Linked DNA regions of Homo sapiens: region 1 is linked to region 2. A link is a contact called in ENCODE Hi-C or POLR2A ChIA-PET data. All regions are on one chromosome and are shown on one strand. Each heading gives the region's core, a stretch centred on a gene start or an enhancer-like site at or near the end of the contact. The rest is flanking DNA. Distances are from core to core; before and after follow the strand shown.

What was found. Hi-C counts contacts between places; a loop is a spot of excess contacts on that map. ChIA-PET counts read pairs that join two places held with the same protein, here RNA polymerase II (POLR2A). Pooled maps may share reads with other maps.
Region 1: a loop to region 2 is called in a map of Right ventricle myocardium inferior, with 2.5 times the contacts of the local background. The contact joins two enhancer-like sites. A Hi-C loop is called at or near these places in 3 of 168 maps with a recorded cell type or tissue (Right ventricle myocardium inferior, aorta and left colon) and 4 of 50 pooled maps. POLR2A ChIA-PET finds 5 or more read pairs at or near these places in 3 of 52 experiments (H1, Panc1 and activated T-cell).

Annotation. Positions count from the first base shown.
Region 1 is chr7:159,114,266-159,121,174 of GRCh38, forward strand. The region is part of intron 2 of VIPR2 (vasoactive intestinal peptide receptor 2); the gene reads right to left. Among named protein-coding and RNA genes, the nearest start is that of VIPR2, 27 kb to the right of the region's middle. Within about 2 kb of position 1,451, at least 3 of the 41 ENCODE cell types and tissues checked have a DNase peak (open chromatin) inside an H3K27ac peak, as active enhancers do.
Region 2 is chr7:159,029,001-159,036,675 of GRCh38, forward strand. VIPR2 (vasoactive intestinal peptide receptor 2) reads right to left here. Exons shown (of 13, transcript NM_003382.5): 8 at 6,952-7,012; 9 at 5,581-5,650; 10 at 5,213-5,304; 11 at 2,938-3,067; 12 at 2,828-2,869; 13 at 1-1,789. The coding sequence ends at 1,616. Among named protein-coding and RNA genes, the nearest start is that of LINC00689, 24 kb to the left of the region's middle. RefSeq lists enhancers at 1-96, 2,215-2,867. Within about 2 kb of position 1,636, at least 22 of the 41 ENCODE cell types and tissues checked have a DNase peak (open chromatin) inside an H3K27ac peak, as active enhancers do.

The DNA.
Region 1 (6,909 bases), core at 201-2,700, 85 kb after region 2:
GGACGGCATGGGAGGAGAAGGGGAGGCAGGCAGGGCCACCCCCGAGAGAAGCACAGCCACTTGGAGACGCCTGTCTGTTTGGAAAGCAGTGGGCAGCTGAGATTTCATGAAACAAAGGATTTGCAGATGGAGTGAGAAACAAACAAAAGTGCTCGGATAAGGCAGTCAGGGAAATGGGACTTGTTAAGCTCTGGTGGCAACCTAGGTTTTCCAGATGGTGATCATAAAATCAAAGGTCGCTCTGAAAAGTGGAAAATGTATCAATAGACTCTGAAAAGTTACTTGGTAAAATTCAGTGGCCATTTCTAATTTTTTAAAACCCTAAATAAAATAGTAAAATAATGAGACTCCCTTAACATCACAGAGAATATTTGTTAAAAATAGCAAGCATTAAGCCAGGCACTGTGGTAAGTACCTGCAGTCCCAGCCACCCAGGAGGCTGAGGTAGGAGGATTGCTTGAGCCCAGGAGCTTGAGTCAAGCCCGGGTGACTGAGTGAGGCCCTGTCTCAAAGAAAAAAAAGAGGAAAGAAAGAATAGAAAGAGAGAGAGGGAGAGAGAAAGGAAGGAAGAAGGGAGGGAGGGAGGGAGCGGGGAGGGAAGAAAAAGAGAAAGAGCAAGTATTAGACATGTTTAAACAGAATTGTACAACTGAGGAGCCAGGTTGGGTACCTGCAATTCATTATTATTCAACAATGTGTCATAAGTTGCAGCTAAAACAGCAGATGAAAGAAGAACTAAGAGGTATAAATTGGTAAAAAGTAGAGAAAAAACCCTAGAACTGTACTTTCTATATGGCAACCACTAGCCTCACATGGCCATTTAAATGAAAGCTAATTAAAAGGAGATGCAGTTAAAGGTTTGGTTCCTCAGTTGCAGCCGCCGCATTTGAATGCTCCGCAGTGGAACTTGGCTGGTAGCCATCACACCAGCATTTCCACTACCATGGGAAATTCTACTCGACAGCACTGTCTAGGGTCAGAGTTAGACAAATGCAACATAAACCCAGCAAACCTGTCTCACAAATCAAGAAGCAAAAAGAGAGAGAAAAGAGCAATGAAACCCTTTGGCTCGCACACCGAGGCAGAAGCTCAGAGGAGCCGCTTCTCTGGGTCATTGTTCTTCGGCTAAAATGTCCCATGTAAATAATCCAAAATACCTTTGAATCAATATAAATGATAAAGTTGTTTCACTTATCACCCCAATCTTCCTCTTTCAAAACTTGGCAGAGGGGTAGAGAAGGAGCCTCCTCTGATCTCAGCAGCCTCTCACCCAAAGTCATGGTCAGGGCTTGGCAGGCAAGCCTGGCTGAAACAGGACTTCAATCTGTCTGCTTTGGACGTCTCACCTTAATTAGAACACAGCAAGGTGTGTCACCACTAGTGCTTAGAATGTGTCACCAAAGCCCCTGAGCTCAGGCTTGCTGGCTGGGTCGTCCCTTGGCCTTTTCAGATCACGCCCCTGACGTGCTGCCTGCAGCCTCCAAGGTCAGGGTGCTGGGAATGGAGGAACTCAGGCTGGCAAAGCTGGTGTCCGAGCTGCCCCACGCCCTCTAGCTGCCCTTCTCACCTCCGATTCCGTTGCTGCTTCTAGTCTTTCCTAAGCACTCAAGTCAGCTTCCTGGGGCCACGTGCTTCCTTTCATATACCAGCTTAGGCTGCGTTTAGCTAAGTAGTCAGGCAGCAGGTGTGAGGCATCGATTTGTTTGTGAACAGCAAGGTCTCCCAGGGCTGCTGTGAGCTCCACCCATTGGACATGGGGTCTTGTCCCCACCCTGCTATGTGGCCCCGTGACCTGTGCTGACCCCTCGGACTGACAGGCTCTTCCTTCTGGAAGGTGGTCATCACGGAAGGGCTGGAGCAGTTGGTGGGAGCCCTGGTCGGAAAGGCTGCAGGGAGAAGGCTTAGGCACCTGCTGAATGTAGGAAAGGAACAGCTTGGGTGACGTGGGCAGAACCTTTTGGGCCAACCTCAGAGCCTTGGGAGGAGCCAACTACTAATTTTGAAGCCAAGTTTCAGGAGATTTGTGCCATAGCCACACATAACCAGGAGCAAATCTTCCTGGGAAGCAAACAGCTGGCAGAGCAGAGTCACATGGGCCCTCCAGAGGGCACTGCAGTGGGTTGGCACCGGCATGGTCAGTGCCCGCATGGTCAGTGCATTTGGGAAAGCAAGTGGGCAGAGTGGGCAGTGACCGGTGGTCAGTCACAGGGGCTGGTCAGGGGGCTGGAAGCTTCCAGGCAATGAGTGACTTTTCAATGTAGACTGGCAGTGGTGGCTTCCTAATTTTTGCTTGAAAATCAGCTTAGTCTCCTGAAAAAGACACTGTAGACTAAGTCGTTCAGAAAAACGGACCCTGTGATGGTGCAGCCTTCCGACATTTCTGAGGCTTCACAGCATTTTCAACGGAATACACAGGGTTTGGGAAAGGCTGCTGCTTGAACAAGTTCTTACCGGTATGCTGGGAATTCCTCCAGGTGGAATTCTGAGGAACACAGCAGTAACTCAATTATGTGACACCTTCCAGCCAAAGGGGAGTGCGCACAGAGTGGGGAGGAACCTACAGGAACCTGCAATCCTACCGTATAAAAGACGCTGCCTTCTGTCCAGAGACTCCCTAGGAAGTCCTGGCTCTTACAGATGACGTTATAGGTGTTACTTTGAGCTCTGGATTTGGATTTATTTTCTCATTATTTCAATGTCAATGACATAAACATCAATTAAATTTCAAGAGACTCTTACGACATGCTCCCCCTTATCTAGGAAATGACTTTTACATATACTCCATTTTGTCCTCCCAGCAACTCCCTGAAGAAGGCGAGAGCCCCTGTCCTCACACTGGGGAGGAGACCAGGTTCACAGAGGGGAGGAAACACACTCTGACCACAGGACGGAGTGCGGGAGCCAGCCGAGCAGTCGGGCTTCTGGGTCACTGCCCTTTCCCTAGAAGGTCCCTTGCCATCTCAGACTGCATGGGACTTGCTTTATCACCAGTGTATACCACACACGAGGCTTCCTGTGACTTAATTTCTCAATGATTTTGTAATTATAAAAGCACTGGTCATGGAGCCAATGGGTAGGTATGTGGGTCCAGGATCCTCTTTAAACCTCCGGCGTGAATGAGGATGAATCCCTTTGTATGGCCTGTGAACAGACAGGATAACAGTGAGCACATGAAACATAGTGCCGCACCACACAAAGGCAATGCAGGACGTCATCTCAGAGGTGGGGCTGCACCTGCTGACCTGAGTCATGGACACAGATGGGTGCAACTCCAGTTGTCACCTGCACCATGCTTGCCACGCAGCTCATGCTCTCTTTGGACAATGGGCAGCTCTGGGAGGTGGTGCCCTAGATCTTCCCATGGTTCCCCCACACCCTCCTTCCATCTTCAGAGTCACCTGCCCCTACCCCACATGCAACTCCACAGAGAGTGGCAGCTGAGGGTGGGTGGCCCAGGAGGCCCGAGTCATGGGAAGCCACCCTGCTGCTGTCATCAGTGACCAAGTGTCAGCAGGACTTGGAGGAGGGGCATGAGGGCTGAAGCTGCTTCATCCAGACAGGGCTGGGGAACAGCTCTAGGAACCAGCGAGTGGGAAAAGGAAAGCTGAGAAGCAAAGCCTCCTGAGACTGGCCATCGGCTCGGATGACAGCTTGCCTCCAACGCATTTAGAAGCAAATATTTCCAATCGCATCCTCCACTCAAGAAAGCTTGACTTATGTCTCAAGTGACAACAACAAAGCTTCCTCCAGAATCTGGGCAGAGCAGGAAGTCCCAGCTGGTTCTCACGGGGAGCTCAGAGAGGCCGGGGGCGTCCCAGTCATCGAATACTCCCCTTGCACAGCAAATAACGGGCTGAAGGATGAGCCACTCTCTTCCTGCTGGGGGGCTGCTGAAGCCCCTGTGACCACTCCTTCCGAAGGTGGGTGTTTAAATACCTTCCCAGCCGCATGTCTGAGTGGTTGAGTTCTCTGCAATCCTCGCCGCTTCTGCCCCAAACGGTAACAGGATTCTTCCTGGAGATAGCCACGAGGAAAAGACCTGCAGGAGGAATTCCGATTGCCTGGTTGTGATGGAGTGTGCTGCTGGAGACCATTTTCTGTGTCTCAAGGAGCTGCATGTGAAAGCAGTCAGCCTGGTCCATCTCAGGGAACGAGCTTAAAACACAGGTCCTGATGAGCAAGACCAAGGCGGGAGAACAGCGTGCTCAGCATCCCACCTCCCCTGCCTCCTGATCCTGCCTCTTCCTGTGCAGTGCTTCCAGGTTCAGTGGGTGTTTACGGTGAATGAGACGGAGGGGAAGGAAGAGAGAAATGGAAACGTAGCCGCCATTCAATGGCAGGCATGAGCCCAGCTCCACTAGCCCCTCTCTTCCAGCCCAGACAGAGATGCATGATCAGGTCCAAGTTCTTTCATTATAGAAAGTGACTTTTTCTCTTACCTTAAGAGAAACCAGAAAAACTGCACTTCTTGTACCGTGGTGATTCTTTGTATAAAATCTGCTGTGACCAGAACAACGTGGCTCCCACGGTCACTTGGCGCGGGTGCACAGAGCTGCTCCTGGATGCTGTCACCAGCATGGGCTCTGCTGTTCCGAGTGCACAGAACCGAGGCCTGGGTGTGCGGCACAGCGCTTTGTGCACTCCTACAGACCACACCTCCATACAGACCACACCTTCAGAGGAAAATTCGCTATAATTTCCTTCAGAGGAAACTGCTATAAACACCCACACCCCAGGGGTTCTGGTTTAATTTGCCTGGAGGATGTTTTTATTGTTTCAGGATTCTTCGTGGTTCCAAGTGTACCCAGGGCTGAGGCCCAGCCTTGGAATGCAGAGGCTGGAATGGGGTCACCATGTAGGGTGGTCCCTAGCCATCCATTTAAACAGGCCCTGGCGATTCTGACAATGGGCCGCAGCTCCCCGGGTGGACACAGGAGATAGGAAGGATGGGGCCCAGGCATGCAGGGGTCCCGCCCCACAGCTCCTGGCTGCCCCTGAGCATGTTGCTAACCCTAGGCCTCAGTTTGCTCCTCTGCAGAACAGAGATGACACCAGGTAGGAAGTGATCACAAGCACCGCAAGGTAGAGCTGGGTGCACGGGGCCTCGACTGCAGGGTGGCGGCACTCAGAGCTCCTGCAGGACAACACGTGGCCTGCGTCTCCAGACTCGGACTCATGCTTGCTGTTCCCCCTGCACCTGTAGGAGCCCAGACGCAGATGCCCAGACCAGCCTGCTGCACGGGGGAGTGGAGGCAGCGGTGCGAGGCAGAGGCCGAGGCAAACCCCTCCTAGGGCACAACCCCAACGCTCTGACATGGGAGCTCATTCATCACCAGAAGCCCAAGGGCAGGCACCACCAGTCCCATCTCCCATGTGTGTAGTGCCCGAGGTGAAGCAGCCAGTGGGTGCCCAGCCATGCCCTAACCTCTGCTCCCCAGCCTCCACACAGCATCCTCCAGGGTGGGGTCAGGTGGGCTGAAGGCCAAGAGGGCCCAGCCTGGGAAGTGCAGCCTTGCAAGGCCTTCCTACCCAGAGCTGTCCAGGGATGCACAAAGCCTGGTAGGTGGGGTCGGAAGAAACACCTGTCCCCCTTGATGCACGAAGCCTGGTAGGTGGGGTTGGAAGAAACGCCTGTCCCCTTGATGCACAAAGCCTGGTAGGTGGGGTCGGAAGAAATGCTTGTCCCCTTGATGCACAAAGCCTGGTAGGTGGGGTCGGAAGAAATGCTTGTCCCCCTTGGGGAGGGGACAGTGTGCTGGGGCCACCCTCAGCTCTGAGCTTGTCCCTGGTGGCATCTCCCAACGTGGGCCCCTCACCTCTGCAGGGGCACCTCCTGAGCTTTCTGCACCTGCTGAGGGTCCTCGCGGCCCACACAGCCGTGCCTGTGTTCTGTATTTTGGTTCAGTTCAGACTCATACTAAACATCTCTGAATGGGAAAAAAATTTCGTGTTTTTCTCACTGTATTTGTCATTCTCCTCACCTGTCTCTTAAATAAGGAGCAGCCTTCTACCAGGGAGAAGAGCAGGCAAGGATGCCTGGTGCAGAGGGTCGTCCAGGAGGCAGCAAAGCAGGGCCGGATGGTCCCCCTTGGAGTGCTCACCAAGGAGGGGCTGCCCACCACACCTGGACCCCTCCCAGGTCATGAAGGCAGGGACAGAGGGGGCACCACCAAGTCTCATCACACCAGGCTGCCCTGGGCCACCAGGATTCTTTTATGGGAAACAGCCTAGAACTTTTCATATCTAAGGTGACAATACACATGCCTCACTTCAGTATGTCTTCAAGATTCCAAGCATTTTTCCAGGTGTAAATTTTCAAATTAGGAAAGTAATCTCTGCCCGCTGGGAACATGTTCCGACACAACACAGCACAGGCAGAAGAGTGAAGGCCTCACGTTGGCACCACTGCATAGTAACAGGCTAGTGTGCAGCCTGGGTGGCAGGTGCAGCTGTGCGGGCTCCATCTCTGTGTCCCACCGCACCCTATTTATGACGGGTAAGAGGCTGGGCCTTGTCGCTTCTCACCTCTGTGAGCAGGTGCCTCTGTCCCTAGTATTTCTGTCCACTCTTTGAAAATGCATTTTCTAACCATCCTAGTCTAAGGTATGATTTGGTTTCCTTATTTAATATGTTTGGCTCCAAACTTTAACATTTAAGCTTGGACTTAAACAGGGGCCGTCCAGCCCTACTTTGCCGCCTCCTGGCTGACCCTCTGCAAAAAGCACCCTTGCCTGCTTTTTAAGCTTGGACTTAAACATTAAAGTTTGGAGCTAAACATATTAAATAACCTTTGGGGCAGAAACCTGCATGGGAAGAGGGGAGGCGTCTCCCTCCCATGCCCAGGGCGTGAGGAGCTGGAGGGGAGGGTGGGAGACTGCTCCTGACCTGCTCAGGAGACCTGGGTGGTCA
Region 2 (7,675 bases), core at 386-2,885:
GGACACTGCTGCTTTGCTGTCCTAACAGCCCCTCTGTCCGGCCTCATTTTACCGGGGATATGGGTTTTGCAAACCAAGGTGACACTGACAGGATGTGTGAGCTTCCCTGTGGCTGCCTCCCGGCACAGCTGTCCCGACCTTTGACATCGCGCCCCAGCTGGGGTCTGTGATGCCACCAATGCACAGGAACAAGACATTCATTTTTAAGGGAAAAGTGGAGTCAAATGTGCTCAGAACAACTGAGTCCCACAGTCGGGGCACCTGGGCCAGGGCTGGGCAGCTTGCTGAGGTCCATCGAGCGCTGTGGGGGCCAGGGCTTGGCACACACATGGAGACTGTGCCCTGATATCCCCACCCTTCTGCAGCTGGCTCAGCAACGTCCCCAGACACCCTCCCCACATCTGCAAACCACCCTTCGCCTGAAGGAGCAGCCGCTAGGGCTGCTGAGCGCCAGCTCTGGGGAGGAGGGCTTGAAACAGTTTTATATGTTGTTAAAATAATTCTTATCCTAAGATTATTTTTGTTAAAAAGAGAATAGGTTTCCGGTTCCCACTCAGCTGTATCCCGCACCCCACGTAACCCCATCACCAGGGGCCCGCAGGCCTGGCCGCAGCTGGCCTGGGGCTGAGCGTCAGGCTCTGCGGCTCCCACAGGGCGGCAGGTGACCTCCTGAGGCAGAGCCAGAGCTGCTGAGGGTCCCACGGAACACCTGTGTGGAGAGGTCCCCTCCTTCATGACCTTGCTCTCCTGATCTGGTTGTCTCCTCAGCCCGCCTTCCGTGGGGAGGCAAAACAGCCCTGTGGAGTTGGGTGGGGCAGGGCTCAGCCGGGCCGGGTGGGCGCCCCAAGAGAGAGGACGGGCTGCCCTCCTGTTGATTTCTCCTGGTCCTAACGTCAGGGGGGCCCTGACTGGCTTCCCTCTGTCCTGCAGATGAGGGGGCTACCCTTATGGGACCTGGGAGGCCGCCCTGATGTGGGACGGATGTCACCCGGTGGTCGCCCAGGCTCGTGCTGGGCCACACAACTGCGTTTCCACATTTCCTCCTTGGCTCCCCTATTCTCTTGGGCCGGGCGCAGTGGCTCACGCCTTAATCCCAGCACTTTGGGAGGCCGAGGCGGGCCCATCACGAGGTCAGGAGATCGAGACCATCCTGGCTAACATGGTGAAACCCTGTCTCTACTAAAAATACAAAAAATTAGCCAGGCGTGTTGGCGGGCGCCTGTAGTCCCAGCTATGGGAGGCTGAGGCAGGAGAATGGCGTGAACCCGGGAGGCGGAGCTTGCAGGGAGCAGAGATCAGGCCACTGCAGTCCAGCCTGGGCGACAGAGCGAGACTCCGTCTCAAAAAAAAAAAAAAAAAAAAAAGTGGATCCACTATACGGCTGAAACACATTTTGCACAAGATTATCTAAATGCTGGAGTTTAAATCGAGTCAATGACAACACGACTCCAATTCCAGGTATGGGGTTTAGTGGACAACCAGCTTGACGGAGTCAGGACCGCGCTGACCTGCCCGACACGGTGCTCGGGCATCTGGAAGGAGGAAGCCGGCGTCTCAGCCCCGCAGAAGCCCCGAACCGTGGGCCTCCCGCCGCGTCCGACAGGCAGGGGTGGGGCTAGATGACCGAGGTCTCCGTTTGCAGGAAGGACTGGGCGCGGGAGCCGCGGTGGAACTGCAGGGCGCCCTCCGAGCCGTTGCGGGAGAAGGAGGAACCGCAGACCCTGTAATCCCGGCTCGCGGACGGGGTCGGGCACCGGCTTCGCCATTTTCGCTTCAGCTCGCACTGCACCTGGGAGGTGAGGGCAGCGGGAACGCCCGTGAGCCTGGGCAGGTGCGGGCGGCTGCTATGGGAAGCGCGGCCCGCGAGCCTCCAGCTCTCCCTCCCGCCTGCTCCCGTATCTGTGTTGCCAGCAGATGGACAGAAACAGAAACGGCCTTGGGGGCAGAGGCTGGAGGGAGCGGGAACTGGACGGCCACAGGAGGGCGGGGGACGCTGCCAGACTCTAAGACTGTGCGTGGGTGGTTCGGGGATCGCCACTGCCGCGGTAAGCGCAGTCCCACAGTCTCAGATAGTTAATATTTCTCTGAAAAGATTTTCCTTAGCAGCCGGGGTTGTGACGGTGCTGGGCCTCCGTCTCCTTCCCTGTTCCCAGCGGGCAGGGAATGTTAGCCCTGGGAGGGGGTGGGGATGAGTGAGGGGTGCCCGGACGGCAGAGGAGGGAGGAGGACAAGTGGCACTACTCGGGCTCAGCTTTGCAGAAGCCGTGCTGGTGAAAGCTGCATGTCAAGCAAAGAAAGCGCCAGCAACCGCAGCGTGGGGCGGGAGGGTCAGGGGTCAGGGGACGGGGCCAGGCCGTTGGAGCAGCCCGGAGACAGCCTCCCTGGCTGGGAATGAACGCAGGGCAGAGCTCGGCTCCGGGCTTCCTCCCCAGGGACTCACAGGACGCTGTGCAGCCCCACCCCCCAACCCAGGCCCGGCTTTCTGGGACTCACAAGCTATGGTCAGGAGCGAGACGCCGACCATGGGGAAAAACAGATTCTGTCTAGACCCGGCCGGGAGCTTTCCCGAGAGGGCTCCGAGACGGACGGCAGTCGATGCTACTTAGGGTGGACGGAAGGACGGCGGGGTTTGGAAGCTGGGCCCAGAAGAGTGGGTTTGCCTGTGTCGTTGTGGGTTCTCTGATGGGGACACAGAACTGTGGGGTCCCGGGCAGTAACTCGAGCCCGCGGAAGACAGGCATGTGTGGGGGCTGCGGCACCAGGCTGGGCAGCATCTCAGGAAGCAAGTGAGTACCTGTGCTTGGTTCCAAGGCGGCCATGAACTTACCTCACTGTTCAGGAAACAGTAGAGGACGGCCACCACCAGGCCCTGCAATGAGAAGAGATGGTCAGGCAGGACCCGCGCTCGGGGGAGGGCGGCCGCCTCCGCACACCTACCTGGAACGACCCGAGGCACAGCTCAAACAGTATCTGGTATTTGGAGGAGATGCTGATGGGAAACACGGCAAACACCATGTAGTGGACGCCGAACAGCGGGATAAGCAGGAGCGTGGACTTGGCCAGCCTCCTGCACAGAAGGAGATGAGCCAGCTCAGCTGCTGGACCCTCGGACCCTCTGCAAGCCTGGCTGGGTCCTTCTCAGGAGGGGGCAGCTGGGTGTGGGAGGGGCTCCACACCTCCTCTCCACTGCTGGAGTCCCCGCCCAACAAGAAAAACCACTGTTTCTTTACGTTTATGTCTGAGGCCCCTGTGCATATCTAGCACTCAGGGCCTGGGAACGTGCATTCCGGAAGTGTCCGTTTCTCCCAAATTCCCTCACAAGGACACACGCTGTGTCCTGGGGTTCATGGCTGGCAGGGGCAAGATTCCCTGTGAGTGACCCCAAACCTACACAGGCCCCGCCTGGGAGCCCGGCCCATCCTGAGGCAGGCATGGGACAAGAAGGCTGGCCTCCACCGCTGCCACACGCAGGTTTAAATGATGAGAACCGATCCTGCTCCCGGACCTGCAGCTCGTAACAGCTGGGCTCCGTGGGAGCCAGGTCCCTCAGTCAGCGGCAGAGGACCTGCCTGATTCCCTCTATTAACGCATCTGAAGTTTGCTGGAAAAGAGGCCTATCTGCGGCTGAGCTCTTGGCCCCTATCCAGGGAGGTTTTGCTACTTCTGTGACCAGAGTTACACAGAAAGGACCTCGTGTGGCCTCAAGGGTGTCTCGGCCTTTTCTGTTGTCCTGGAAAGGGAACAGATTTTGTTTCCAAATAAAAGCATCCATCTCCAAGTTCAATTTAACAAACACTCCCAAAGAACCAATGCAAAGGTCAGCATAGAAACTAAACAAGATTCACAGGAAATCCAAGTTCAACCTGAAAGGCAACCAAGAACGATCTTATTCGGGGGTCTCTGCCACACAGGCACCACCGGACTCCCCTGAGCAGGGACAAGGTCATGCTGCCATGCGGGGTCTGACATGGAATCCCATCCCTCGTGTGGGCAAGCAGAGACGGGATACTCCCTGGATTTAGACACTACACAGCAGAATTAGATTCTCTGGTTTACCAGACTCTTTTGCAATACTCTGGTGCCAGGCAGCAAATATCCGGCAAATATAGACTGCATTGATCCTCCTGACCTTAGTGACATTATTACTTCCATGTTACAGATGGGGAAGCTGAGGCATGGAGTGGCAAAGTGACTTCCCTCAGGGCACTGGCCGGTATCTGCACCCAGCTTTGGGGCTGTTGGCCATGCTCCTGTCTAACCGCCCCTCCCCAAATCCATCCCTGTTTTCTAAGGTGGGAGAAAAGGGAAATGCAGGCCAGGCACCCTCCTAGGCTGGGCGGCAGGGTTCCTGCCATGGTACAGCTCTGTGCACAGCCGCCCTTCCACCCCCGGTCAGTCTGAGCCCGAGGCACCTTCTGGGCTGGGCCAACCACTTCCACACCAAGCCAGTGTTTAGTTTATACTTGAATTTTGGTTTTTACCTTTTTAAAAAAAAATAAATTCTTGATATAAATTTATGGAGTCTTTGCATTACTTTATAGATTCCCCGGATCATCATGAATTAGCTGGATGACTGGGGGTGACTGGCTGAACGTCTGCCCTGTCTTCATCTACTGAAGGGAGATCACAATGCCATCTTCATGTAATCACGTGGGCAGGAAACGCTTTCTGAATTTTTATTAAGTACAAGGCCTGGTATTAGGGCTGGCAGTAGACACACGGCCATGGACACATGGCCATGTCTGAGGGGGAGACAGAATTAAATGTAAAATAAAAAATACTGTGTGGTCAAGGAGAAAAAGACAGGCTGTATAACATGTAAGTGGGCGGATGCTTAAACAAGCAAGTTCACTGGAGAGGACTTTCTTCTGGCCTTGAAATAAAAGAAATGGTGCCTGACTTCCACAGTTGCCAAGGCCAGAAGTGCCCCTGCTGAGTCCTCCCAGGTCATCAGGTGCAGAATCACACCCTATCTAGATGGCGGGTGTTTTAAACCACCAAATTTTGGAGTGATTTGTTACTTCGCCAGGGAAATGCTGTCCAGGGCCTCTCTGAGCCTTGGGCAGGAGCAGAGCCCTGGGGCCCAGCCTCGAGGTGTGACAGTGGCGGAGGCGGAGTCGCCGCACCTCCAGGGCCTTCCTGGCAGCGTGGGGGTCTCCTGTCTCCACACGGCATCCCCATCAGGGACGGCCAGGCCGGGACACACACTCACTTGTACTGAGACTGGTCGTTGCCGCCGACATCTGGGGATGTTAACTTCTGCAGCAAAATTCGTATAATACTAATGAAAAGGACAAAATTGACCTGCACAAGAGATAATAAGTTTGTGAAACAGACACGTGGATCCCTAATTTGCCCTGAAGTCCACCTGATTTCGACCCTCCCCTCCGCTCCCTCAGTCCCTCCCTCCTTCCCTGGGAACTGCCTCTGGGGGTCCACATGCCTGAAGAGGTCCTTTTCCGGGAAGGCTGAGTGATGCGTGGAATGGGGTCAGTTCTATTTAATAAAGGATGGCAGGCTTGCTGTCTGCCCAAGTGTGTGATTCCACAGATAATCCACATGTCAACAGGGACTACTTACGATGATGGAAATTAAAATCGGTATTCGTATGACCCACCAGGGCACACTGTGGTCGTTTGTATCCCAGCAACTGTCAGAGAGAGATGGGAAATCAGGTTACCACCAACCACTTTCGCAAGACAGGTACAGAAGAATGAGCGCCTGCCCCTCCCAACTTGCCCACTCCCCTCACCGTGGAAGCACAATTTCTCTGCACTGACAGATCGTAAAGGAATCTGTCCCAGGGAGTGATTGTGTTTTGTTTCATGCTTTCAAAACAATAGTCGGCTTGTGGGGAGGAGGAATGGAGGTGCGGCCCCAGAAGCCAGGACAAGGGCAGGAGGGCTGCTGACGCCCTCCACTCTGAGCATGAACGTGTGTCAGCCCCATTCAGCTGAAATCAGGAGAAAAGAACCTTCCTCCTGAAAATTAGCTTCCCCTCACCTCCCGAATGGTTTGCATGTATATGGCAAAGGGTTTAAAACGTCCTTAGAGCCACCAGCTCTCCAGCTCATAGCATTTTGTTTTGATTTTCAGCGCATGGGGTGTCTCCAGCAGGAAGCTGTGACCCCTGGCTTGTAAAACGCCTCAGTGATTCTCCCCAGGGTCCACACCCTGCGCTGGAAGTCTGCAGCCCTCCCATAAAGCAGAATCTCCATTGCAGGCTTGGGTCCATGCTTTCCCTCGGGGGCCGAGGGCAGGAGCCTTCAGGCTGGTGCAGTCTCAGACTGGCTGAAGGGGACCAAGGGGAACCAGTCCTCAAAGCTGCTGAGTCCTCCCAGGTCATCAGGTGCAGAATCACACCGTAACTAGACGGTGGGTGTTTTAAACCACCAAATTTTGGAGTGATTTGTTACTTAGCAGTGGGTAACTGATGCACACTGAGGCCCTTTAAAAGGCAAGATATTTGTGCTGGAACCACGCGTGCTCATGTCTGGGCCGTGGTCTCGCTCAGGGAGAGCATAGTGGAAAAGCGCTCTGGGCCGCATGAGCCAAGACCAGTGCTTAGGAAGTGCCGGGGGGCCCTGCAGCCACCATCACCTGACCTTCCACTTTGCTCCGGGTAAACAACATGCAGGGCACTTGGCTTTCTTCTGTGGACATCGCTGTGCCCACCGCAGGGGCTGCCCCAGTCTCTGCCTGGCTTATCCCAATCTCAACTATGCTGCAAAACCTGGCTCACTTCCTGTCTCCTGCACGGGGCTTCCTCCAACACTCCAACCTCACAGGATTTCTCCCCATGAATCGCCCAGATGCTTCCTGCGTGGCTGTCGGTTGGCCGCAAACGCTCCCTGTCCTTCCAACCAGGTAACCTTCTGGCTTCCAAAGGACTTCATGTTGCCAGATGTTGCCGGGCCCGTTTTCGAGGTTGCAGTCTGGTCATGGACTCACCCGGTGTCTTCTAAGTAGAGCCTGGCCGCAGTCCATGCACCGATGCAGACGGTGGGGAGGCCTGCAGAGAGACGCCTGGTTACACAGGTGGAGCGGAGCGGTGTGCACGCACACAGGTGGGTGCCTTCACCAGCAAAACCCTCAAGGACACGCTTTCTCACGGGAATATTAAGTGCAATCTCTTGTTTAAAGTCTTTGTAAATATTTACAAGTTTATGCTCATGCCTTAGTAAGCAGTGAAGATAATTAAACACACGCTTGAGAGCTGAGAATCTGAGACTTGCCATTCCTCATGAGAAGGGTTATTACTGGAGGCCATGGAGTTGAACGTGCGGAGAAGGAGATGTGTTCACTGATTTTTGCGACCACCCACGGAGCTATCGGCTACGTTTGCCTCATCCTGTCCATGAGGATGTCCCAAATTTGCACCCCTTTCCAACCCTGGGCAAGGCAAGGCTTCCGCTACCTGGTGTGCCTCTCCTCTCTGATCCCCACCCTCAGTGAAAGGTGAAGTGGGTAGAGGCGGAGGAGGAAACCGTTTTGTTACTTGTTAACAGCCCAGTTTGAATGGGGGTACAAGGGGCCAGGAATGGGAGTATTTTAAACTAGGTTCCTGGTTACCAGAAATATTAATGTGTTGTTTGTAGGAGCCTCCAGTCATCCTGGAAGAGCTCTTCATGATATGACCCTGACATGCATTCTACGGGGGCGGCAAAGTGTTTTC